2 separate regions of the Homo sapiens genome follow, and region 2 is linked to region 1. Evidence: read pairs that join two places in POLR2A ChIA-PET (ENCODE). Cell type or tissue: Panc1. All regions are shown on one strand. Links, peaks and the distances in the headings refer to the core of each region. The heading gives the core; the rest is flanking DNA. Region 1 overlaps THSD7A (thrombospondin type 1 domain containing 7A). Region 2 overlaps THSD7A (thrombospondin type 1 domain containing 7A).

The links. Peaks named below come from ENCODE experiments on the same cell type or tissue, not always from the same donor. Only the 100,000 strongest peaks of a DNase experiment are listed, where the experiment ranks them.
Region 2: POLR2A ChIA-PET joins it to region 1 with 6 read pairs; 1 of 35 experiments calls an interaction of 5 or more read pairs at or near these places.

What each region holds. Positions count from the first base shown.
Region 1 is chr7:11,708,486-11,713,877 of GRCh38, forward strand. All of the region lies in intron 1 of THSD7A (thrombospondin type 1 domain containing 7A), which reads right to left. Among named protein-coding and RNA genes, the nearest start is that of THSD7A, 120 kb to the right of the region's middle. In Panc1, for the core only: no CTCF peak of the experiment used is centred there; no DNase peak of the experiment used is centred there; H3K27ac peaks cover 4,897 bases.
Region 2 is chr7:11,477,840-11,483,231 of GRCh38, forward strand. THSD7A (thrombospondin type 1 domain containing 7A) reads right to left here. Exons shown (of 28, transcript NM_015204.3): 7 at 3,949-4,143. Among named protein-coding and RNA genes, the nearest start is that of THSD7A, 350 kb to the right of the region's middle. In Panc1, for the core only: no CTCF peak of the experiment used is centred there; no DNase peak of the experiment used is centred there; H3K27ac peaks cover 552 bases.

The DNA of each region.
Region 1 (5,392 bases), core at 178-5,177:
ATTAGCAACTTGAGAGAACAAAGTACAAGTCAACATAAAATTGTATGACCTTGAAAATAAATCACTTAATCTTTCAGGAATTAGGTTTTCTCTGCTGTAACATGTAAATTTTTGAGTAGATTATCTTTAAATTCCATCCTAGCTCTGAATTGCTATGACATTATTTTCTCCACTCACTCTAGCTCAAGGGTGTCTGCCTTCTCTTAATTCAAAAGTTTTGGACCATTCAGCTGATAATGCTCTGCTATGTCTCATTTCTTGTATTATGATCCAATATGCCAAATTCTAGTATGCTATTTTCACAATTATTATCAAATAGTTATTATAGACCAATATTAAGTCCTTAAAGAATTTAGATGTAAAGAGTAAAATTTAATGTGACTACCAAATGTTTAGACACTGTACATGGGCAAATAAGGCATATCAACATAGGAAATATAATACACATTATAGCACTATACGGTCAATGCCACAGGAGTGGTTTAGAAAATAATTATAAGGAAAATTTAGAAAAGGGAAGACATTGAATAACCTTGATTTATTTTGAAACATGACTCACTGGAAACTGAAAAAATAAAAGTGAATAAAATATAATCCTGCTCTTATGTAAATCACTAGTATAATCTGAGCTAAGCTATGAACAAGACAAGGCTATCGAGTTTCTTAACAGTTTTTTCTGAATATTTAGGGTCTGGCTTTGTTGTGAGCTCTCTGCTCATGCTGCATACATTCAATACAACATTTATCTTGATATTCCCCATAGTGCCTTCTAACTAGTAGGTACCCAATGGATATCCCTTAAGTGATTAATTCTCTTAAGCACATGAATTTATACCAAGAAATACCCTACTATACTCAGATCAGCCTGAGATAATAAAAATCTACTGGCATGATTTACACACCACTGAGTGTCAGGGCTGCTATGCTTTCTAACTTACCAGTCTCATAATTTGGCCTGGTAAATGAGTTATGGTGAGTTGAATCACTTATGAATCAGGTTTGCTTCTGTGGCCATAACTCATGGAGATAATGGAAGGAACCAGGAATCCCTTCTCTACCCATCTCCAACTGCTGTCTCTTTTGGTGTATAGTTCAGTCAATACCTGATACACTATTTTAAAAAATACAGTAAGGCCTTAACAGACACATATGTAGTCGTTTAACTTAACTTTGATTATGGCATATGAAACACCTAGAAGAAGCCAGTGCTTGAAAATTAATTAGAGAAAATGGTCTCTTTATCAACAGAAAAATAAATACTTATATTTAGAAGGTAAATCATGACTAGGAAGCCACAGAGAATACAGCAAGTTTGTTTGTCAAGAAATGTAGAAATTCCTGCCAGTTAAAGCCTGCTATCTTTCCATTTGAGACAAAAGCAGAAAGTAATCTGGCTTCCAAATGGGATCAGTGCAAACATGCATTCCTGCTTGCACACAACTTCATGTATGCAGACTTGCTGACTGCTAACTCTTAAAAGGTTGGATCAAATGTATGGCTACTACCTACTTCTTTAATGTCATTATCTCAAGAATCTTGTGAATTTTTAATACTGATTTTTACAATCTGATTTTATTGGAAACACACATGATAGAATAAATGCTATTTTTTTTTAAAAAATGAGGATTCTGTTATATGCATTAAAGCAGTGGTTTCAGTAAGTATAGGGTGAAGCCTAAGAATCTGCATTTTTAACAAGTTCTTAAATGGTACTGGTGCTTGTGGGCCAGGGAAAAAGCGTTGAGAATCAGTGCATCAAGGATAAATTAAACACACTTTACAAGAAAAAAAAAAAGAAAAGAAAATTAGAGCTATTGCTCAGTGACTTCTCTAAACACATGTACTTCCTGTAACTCACATTTGTTTCAGACCCCTTGGGCAACCTGAGTTAGATTCCCAATAACTCTGATTTTGTTCAATCCACTCATCAAAGCTAAGTCTCAGAAATAAAATGTAGCAAGAGATAATATAAATCTTCCTTTGCAAAAACATGCTGCAAAATTTGTAACCTGAAAGTCCCAAGGAAGTAGAGGCCAGAATTATTTGAGAGTAGCCATAAAAGCCAGGGTATATATCCCCTGCTGGATTCTTGCATGCAGAATTAACAAGCACTTCTTGAGTTCTAATGCAGAGGGACTCTGCATGCTGACCTACTTCTCGGGAAAGCATGATTGATTGAAGTTTGCAAAATGCTCTGAGGAAGAGAAGTTCTTTATTATTTTATCCAAGAAACCAAAAAAATTTTTGAATTTTTAACATTCTGTTTGTTACATGCCCCTATTTACAGACTATCATGTACTTTAGATCAGCAGCAGCTTACATCAAAATGTAAGAAGAGGATAATATAGAGTTGAATTTGAGTAAGTTCCAGGATCTAATTACTCCTGCTTGCTTTTCAAATGATAATTGTATTTGCTACCCTATTTGATAAAATAATATATACAATAAAAGGTCTGAAGAGAGCCAACAAAATATATGCATTAAATGATTTTAAGGTGCATCTATTAAATAATGTGTCTATTAAATAGTTTTGAGTGAGCAAAGAAGGAAAATGCATATTATGTCCTTTGTAGATATAGCTTAGGGATATTCCTGATAGTGTCTTCTTTTATTTTCCAAGGACCACTAAAAAGTACTGGGAAAGTTGAAGTAATATAAATTAATCAGAAATGAAAATGTGCTTTATACATTTAGTTAAACACACAGGCAAGGAACTGATACTTTTGTGCCAGAGTCATTTCAAGTCATAGGTTTTGTCCTTTATTATATATTCCATGTGCTAGGAATGAAGGAGCTTGTTGGAGAGCAGGAAATGTCCTTTCTTGGGGTCACAGAGGCCCAAGTTAAAATCTAGGCTCTGCCGATTATTTGTTGTGTCAATGCCCCCAAGTTAACATGGCATTCCTATCCCCCAAGTTAAGTTTCTGAAATGCTGTTTTAACCTTAATCTGATATTGATCTGCTGACGAATTAAATTTCTCTATTCCTACATTTATTTTTCTTTATGTATAAATCCACACTTGCAATTTTATGTATTTAACATCCTCAATTTCCTCATCAGGAAACTGGCATCAGCTATCAGATAAAATTGTTATAGGGATTACATGAGATGATGAAGGTGAACCTATAACACTTGGTACAATTTAGGTACTAAGCATGGCAATGTTTTCTCTAGGGGAAAAATTTCAACTGGTTACTTCCCAGTGAGAACTGGCAGAAGTATGTAACTTCATAGAAAACACACACCTCAGTTGTACTTCAGTTTCATCTATGGGTAACCATGCTGCACAAGAGAAGTATGGCCAAAGGCCAGTTAGTCTGTAAACATCACAGTTGAGATAAGGACTGGTTACTTACCATCTTTGCATCCATATAAATAAAAGCCTCACAAGCATGTTTTAGGGGATCACTTATTTAATTCAGATTTCTCCTATTTGGATTTCTCCATTTTGTCACCAGAAATAGCCTATGGGTATCGTCCTCTAGGTGGTACAGAACAAAAAGAAACAAAAACACTCAGCTGAAACCTTCCTCCCAGCTAAGAAGTCATCAAGTGAAAAGAAATGTTCAAAAGAAGCCCTCAGGAAAGAGACTATGCAAATATGAATAGGAAAAAACTAGACTTCTGTCTATGGTATATGTTTCCAAGTTATCCTCCAGCTGATTACTTGGGCTAGTACAAACCATAAATTTACCCAAAGAAAATGATGACAGCATGATGCAAAATTACAGGTCCACTGACTATACCCTACTTTTCTGGGTGATGGGCTGATCCTGTGTAATAAACACTCATATTACATTCCACAGTCGAGTACTATAGGTAGAGATTATTCACCATTGGTTTGAGTTTAGGCTTGAAGGAATAAATATGTAATCATATGGCAGGGAAAGGAACATGTAACTTTTCCTCTCTTATCACAGAAACTGCCATTTTGCTTTGGAGTTTACAGATTACACAGAAGTCACCTAATCTTTACTGAAAACATTTACCTCTGGAAAAGGTCGACATTTTGATACAGGACAAACACTGTCACTAACCTTGGCACTAGACTTTAAATATTTTCCACCAAATATCAATAATATCAGTAATAAGTTTCATTTCTCATGAGGCCAGCTATTGACCATCTTAGGTATGCTTGACCCAAATGAACTTGATGTAAGCAGAATCTCAGATTTGTTGCCTCAACCTTAGATTCTACATTTATTTACTTAGAAGTGTTTTCTACTTAATCCTAACATCAAATCTCACCTTCAAGTAACAGTTGATAAATTACATATGTGGCCTATTATATGTTATTTTAGTAATGAAACTGTTCTGTTCTCCATGTAGAAATCATCAATTTTCTGACAAGTTTTCTTAAAATGTAAGTCAAAGAAAAGGGTATAATTCATTCCCAGAGCAGAAAATAATACTAGATTCTAGATGAACTTAAGTATCTTCCAATTAAACATTCTAAGCCTAGGAATAAGCATCAAATTTCTCCGTCTTTTTTACTTCCATGGTACCACATCTCTACATGACTCTGATGAATTTTGCATCTTCATGTGACCATGCATATGCAAAGAGTGATTGAGTGGACAGATAATTTTCTCAACTCTTCCAAACACAGGATGCCTTGATCTATAGTTCCAAAGCCATGGCTCATTAATTAGCACAGTTCTGCATAGCACATTGCTGCCAAACCAGTTAGCAGCCAGATAAAGAGATGCAAAGCTCAACTTCTGTGGCATTTTGTGTTTCCCTCCCATTCCTCAAAAAAGATAAGGACTAGAAGTAATGAATAAATAGGTTAAAAAGACAAATAAAAGCTAATTTCACTTTACAAGGTTTATGTTTATGATCTTTTCTTCTCCCAGTGGTTTTCTTAGCTTGGCTAGGATATGCCATGTTACATTAGTAACTATCAGTTAAAAAAGATAAATTGACTCCTAATCTGTCTGTCATAAATAAGACTCCCTGCTCATGCATGCTCTGAGAATGAGAACTAAATTTACTGTCGTCTTGCCCTTTCAGCAGATTACTCATGGAGGCATAAGTAGGTATACACAGAATACAAGGAAATGTCCTATTCAGAGTAAAAGTCCGAACTTTATTGCGTATATCAGGAAGCAATTGTATATGTACCTGATGCCTGTGGAATCCTAACTTTTGTTTAGGATTAAGGAAAGGAGTGGACCTCAATCTTTATTAAAGAAGCCAGATGATCATGACAGTTGGATTGTAGAGCCCATTGTGTCTCAGTCTTCTGGCAAACTTCTGTAAATAAACAGGCACACAGAGCTAGATGTTCTCTTGTCACTTAAACTGCAATTCCTATCAGTGGGTGCTGAAGTCTTAAAATGACTTATATTTTATTAAATAGAATACTGGTAATACAGTCTTTTTTCAATT
Region 2 (5,392 bases), core at 78-5,077, 230 kb before region 1:
TGCTCTCAGGTCTTTTCAGTGAATGAGGCTAATATATGTCTATATGTATATAATATGTACATATTTATATTTGCACACTTACATTGATGTTTATTCTATATTTATCTTTACAAATTGAACACCATGAATTCAAATAAATTAATAACATCCAATTCCAATGCTGTACCACAGAGTGTACTAGTTTTCTTTCCTAACATATTTGCAACTCTCTTCTCCAGCAATAAAAAAACCAACTCTCACTATGTTAAATACATGTACTTATTTTGTCAATTCCCTCTCACTTCACACTCCATTACCCATTGTTATCTCCATTGCTATACCCACAAGATATCTTCATTACTCTGCTCATGATCTGACATCCTACATGAGGCCACCCACATGACAGAAACACTCCTCAACTGTGTCTGGCTGTGACACCCCATACTGGGCTGGCCACCTTGATGCTGGAATTCTCTCTTGACCCAGCTATGCTCTGACATCCAGTGTAGAGTCACTCTTCTATCCTCTCATACAACCCATGTGCCCCCTGTCCTTCACCCTGCTCACTGGCTCTGAAAATGCATGCCAGGCCACCTCTTTTCCCACTTTGGTTGCTCCTCACCCAGTTGGGCTCTGACAACCCACTCTAGATCACCAACAGACCTCCTATCTGCTGGCACAGATGCCCAGCTGCTTGGCTTTACCAAATGGCTTTTTGGATAGAATTGTTCAGGAAAGGAGAAAAAGAGCCTAGCAATAAAAGGAAGTGAAAGAAAGGAAAAGGAAAAGCAAAAGGAAAAGCAAAAGGAAAAGAAAGAAAAGAAGTGCAGTATGAGGAAGAGAAAGTGCCATTCTATCATTCTGTCATTCATTTAAGAGGAACAAAAATAATTAATCCTAACATTTTCACAATGTTAGGAGCCCTGTTTTATCTACTGGATTGGGGCCATCGATAGATAGATACATACATACATATATACACACTGATACACAATAAGAACACTGAGTAAATCAGGGGTAAGAGTACTAGTCAATACTCCTCTCATTTTAGCACACAATAGGATTATATTTCCCTCATTCGCCTTGAAGTTAGGCATAGTTATACAACTTACATTAACAATGAAACGTGAGAAATGACATAAATCACTCTTAGATGGGAGAATTTACTTGCTGATGCTTAAAATCGACAGATAGATTCTCCAAGTATTTTCTTCCTCTGGCACATGAAGATTGTGGAACCAGGTCTTCATATGGTGATGCAATATTGTGACATTTCATGAAGGACAAATTGCCCTGTAGAGTTACCCAAAACTGTAGCTAAATTTCCATGAGGAAGAAGTAAATAAAGCTTTGTTCTTTAAGCTCCTGAATGTCTGGGCTGTCCATTACTGAAGCACAACCTAGTCTATCCTTATTAATTACAAGGAGTTATCCAGCCTTCAGTATTGTTTAATGGTGGCATTCTGATTAAGATAAGTGAAAGTATAGGTTGGAGCATTTATTTCATAAATCCAGATCTACTTTTCGCATGGACTTGTCCTGTATGTTATTTCCCTAGAAAATCATATAATTTCTTGTTTAAACACTTCATATATCATTTCTCAAATGTGGCACTTTCCTTTAAAGTTATCACAATCAGTGTCTGATCCACAGAAATTTAAGAACATTTATGACACAAAGCACTAATTCTTGAAGAATAATGGAAAGACTGACTTTTGTGTAGAATTACAAAGGATTATCTAAGTGGCAGAGAAACACATTTTAAAACTTCCTGCAGATGCTGTTCCTAAATCATTAAAAATAGTTCAGAATTAGGAAAGATTTATTTTGAGTAAGAGAAAATGTGTTTCAGTGTCCAACAAATAATAGGTACTAAGTAGGCTTTGAAGTACAAATTTCTCATAAAACATGTTTCAGTGTCCACTAATAGGTACTAAATAGGCTTTGAAGTATAAATTTCACATAATTATACCAGCTTTTATAAATGTTATTAACAGAGGTAAATAGCAGCAGAGACAAATAGCATTGACAGAGTTTCTTTTATGGCTTCCATGTTTTACAATAATGTATTATATATTTCAAAATAGCTGGAAGAGAGGATTCTCTATGCCCTTGCTAAAAGAAATGATAAATGTCTGAGGTGATAGATATGCTAATTATCTTGATTTGATTATTACACAATTTATCCATATATTGATACATCACACTGCACCCTATATATACAATTATTACACGTCAATTAAAACAGAACTATATTGTTTTGAATTAATGCCCTTATGATTTACTATATAAACATCTATAACTTTCCAGCATGACTTGCTTATAATGCAACCACTAAACTTAATTAAAAATTATTGAAGCCCTACCCTTTCAAACTCAGTGGATGATACATATCAAAGAGCAATCACAAATTTCTGCCTTTAAAACATTTCATGACCTTTCCGTGTGAAGCATCATGTCTACAGGAATAATGATCTGGTGAGTTCTGCAAGCATGGCAAAATCCTTGCCATGTGACTCGGGGTGGGGTGAAAAGTCATTCATTAGTAGTCACACAGCAAGTGTCTGCAGAGTATAATGAATTTACAGGAAGCAGGGTGACCACAGATCTAATTTTAATGAAGCCCAAGGCAAAATCTGAGCTGATAGAGTTTAAAGCCTTCATACAATCTTCACGAGGTTAGAGTCATTGTTTGACAACACAAGAAATATAATTTTCTTTGTAAAAGGTTGTATTTTTCAATAGATACACTTTTTTTTTGGAGCAAAGAGTTAAATATATATTAAGGTGGTAGGAAAAAGTTTTTGAACACTATAAAGAAAATTCTAAAATTTCACACAGGTTGGCTTTTCTGTGTGTAAAATGTTTTACGCATGTAACACTCATGTGCAAAGGCCAAGGTAATTATAGGTGTGCACAGTTGTTACACACACAGATAGCAAATTTGACTAGGAACACTATGTTTCTATCACTAAAATACTTCATGAACAGAAAAATAGAAAAAGTATAGGCAACACAAAACTCCCCCCAAATCGATAATTTGGGGAAAACATAAAATGTTATGCTTATTACAAATAGAAATAATTATTTATCAGTGCTAAATGTGAACAAAGAGTCATTTAGCTTGATAATGTTTAAATAACATACACTTATATTCTTGAGAAAGAACATGCCTTAATATGAACAAACTTGATTTACTTTTATGCTTTTCTCACTCTTGTGTTATTTTTCAGAAAGACAAGATTAAGTATGACATTATATTACCCAGTCACACAGAAGCCAAATTAGCATTTGGATATCATCTTGAGAGACAATTACCAAGAGCCTTGTATTTCTTGGCAATAAAGCTTGCAAGTGAGGTCTGAATATGTGACAAACATGCTTTATTCACCCTATAGGGTGAAGAGATTTAGGAGCAACATATTTTAAAAATGAACAAAATTTACATATGAGATTTCTGGACCTCGGAGCCTATGTTCAAGAAACTCAAAGAAACTGAAAATTGCAATTTTTGGTCGAACAGTAGCTATTCTTGTGATTTTAAATAAACTTTATGATTGGATATATATACTTATTTATGAGAAGGTAGAATATGATTTTCAAAAGATAAAACTGACTTCTGAAATTCAGAAAAAAACAATGAAACATCTGAAATTTTGGGAGCCATTTTCAGACCTTCTTAAAGGCCTAACACTTTGGTTTACAAAGAACTCTAATGACTGGAAGGGTGGGAAAAAGCAAAATGAGTTCACTTTTAAAAAGTCTTTCTCCTTTGTTAGAGATCCATTTTCAAGATTAATTTTGGGGGACAGAATCAAATTGCTCAACACATCAACAGATATTAAATCTTGGATGGCTGAATTTCTGGTTGTTGACTTTCATAGAATATCATCTTTTCCAGGCTACACAAAAAAGATGCACACTAACTTTTGAAACGAACCTAGATGGCGTCTGAAGCTGGCGACTCACCTTCTTCACCCGCATAGGCCAGAATGGATCGTGCTCGTATCTGTTTCCCTTCTGTCGTTTTCCCTGAGCAGGTGTGTGAGCAGGAGGACCACGTAGACCATGTGCTGAGCACACAGTCTTTCGGGCATGGGGCATCACAGGCCACAGGGATGGGGAAGATGGCATCTCTGCACAGCTGTCTGTCAACTTCTTCTCCTGGGGAAAACATGACCACCAACAGCTATTATTGTTAAATTAATGTAAAATGAGCAATTTAAACCAGATGGGCACCCAGATAAGTTACATTATCTTTCTTTTGCTCTTACTTAAAAAAACGTAGCCAAAAGAGGGATTGCCTACTATAGCCAGATGTTAATAGAACACCAGGAACAAGCATATATACACACATATACACTCATGACCCTAAATGAGGCTTCTTTCATTATCAGGGTATATCAAGCACATTGCTGAGACGATTCTTATGCCACAGACACCTGCCCATTAAGTACTAATTTTTATACTTGTACTCTTAAGTTGTAATAAGGAGCATCAACAAAGCATGTCCCCTCTTTCTTTTTTGGAGATGAGCTATGATTTACAAATAATGACTCTATCCATAGCATCTATCATATGTTTTCATGAACCAACTAATAGGTGTCTATTTACAAACTCTCTTGTGTCTCTCAGAGTAGTTATTTTCATACAATTGGCAACCTTCTTCTTTCGTAAAAAATTGTTTGTTAGTTGGAAATAGACAGGAAATGTAAATGATGGGATAACATTATAAAGTCACTGCTTAAGGTGATCCCAGTTGGAGAGGGAGGGAAACAATAGAAAACAAACAAATGGCAGAAGTAATGTGATGTCACTCCAGTGCTTAATATTTTTCATTAGTTCCCTGTTGCTCTTAAGATAAAGGGCAGATTTTTCAAGTTTACAAGACCTCGACCTCAAATGACCTCGCTGTGTTTCTCTTCCTAGCCTCATCTCACTTCACTCCCTCATTTTGCCCTTGACACTCTAGAGATTGGCCCAAAAATGGACACTTATTTAATATTTGCTGAATGCGTGAAATGAGATATATAAAAGGCCAATGAGAAACAAAACATTGTTGCTGTTAATAAATGCCAAAAACAACCAACAGAATAACCAAAACAGGGTAGGAGAAAAAGTCTGAACTCTATGGTTTAGTTGATTAATATAGGTGGTTAACGAGGTCAAGGGAACAGAACAGAATGAAATCATACACAATCAAACAAAAATTAACCTGCTATTTTGGCACAGAATATAATCATAATTCTGGGTGAATATATAAAAAGTGTGTGCCTCGCATTAGGCATTCAGGTGAGAAAGGGTGACTCACCTTGCCATTCCTTACAGAGGCTACTGAACAAAATAGTCCAAGCTGTTTCTCACTTGGGGAGTTAGGAGCATCATTTTAATGTACACTCCTTTATTCATATGC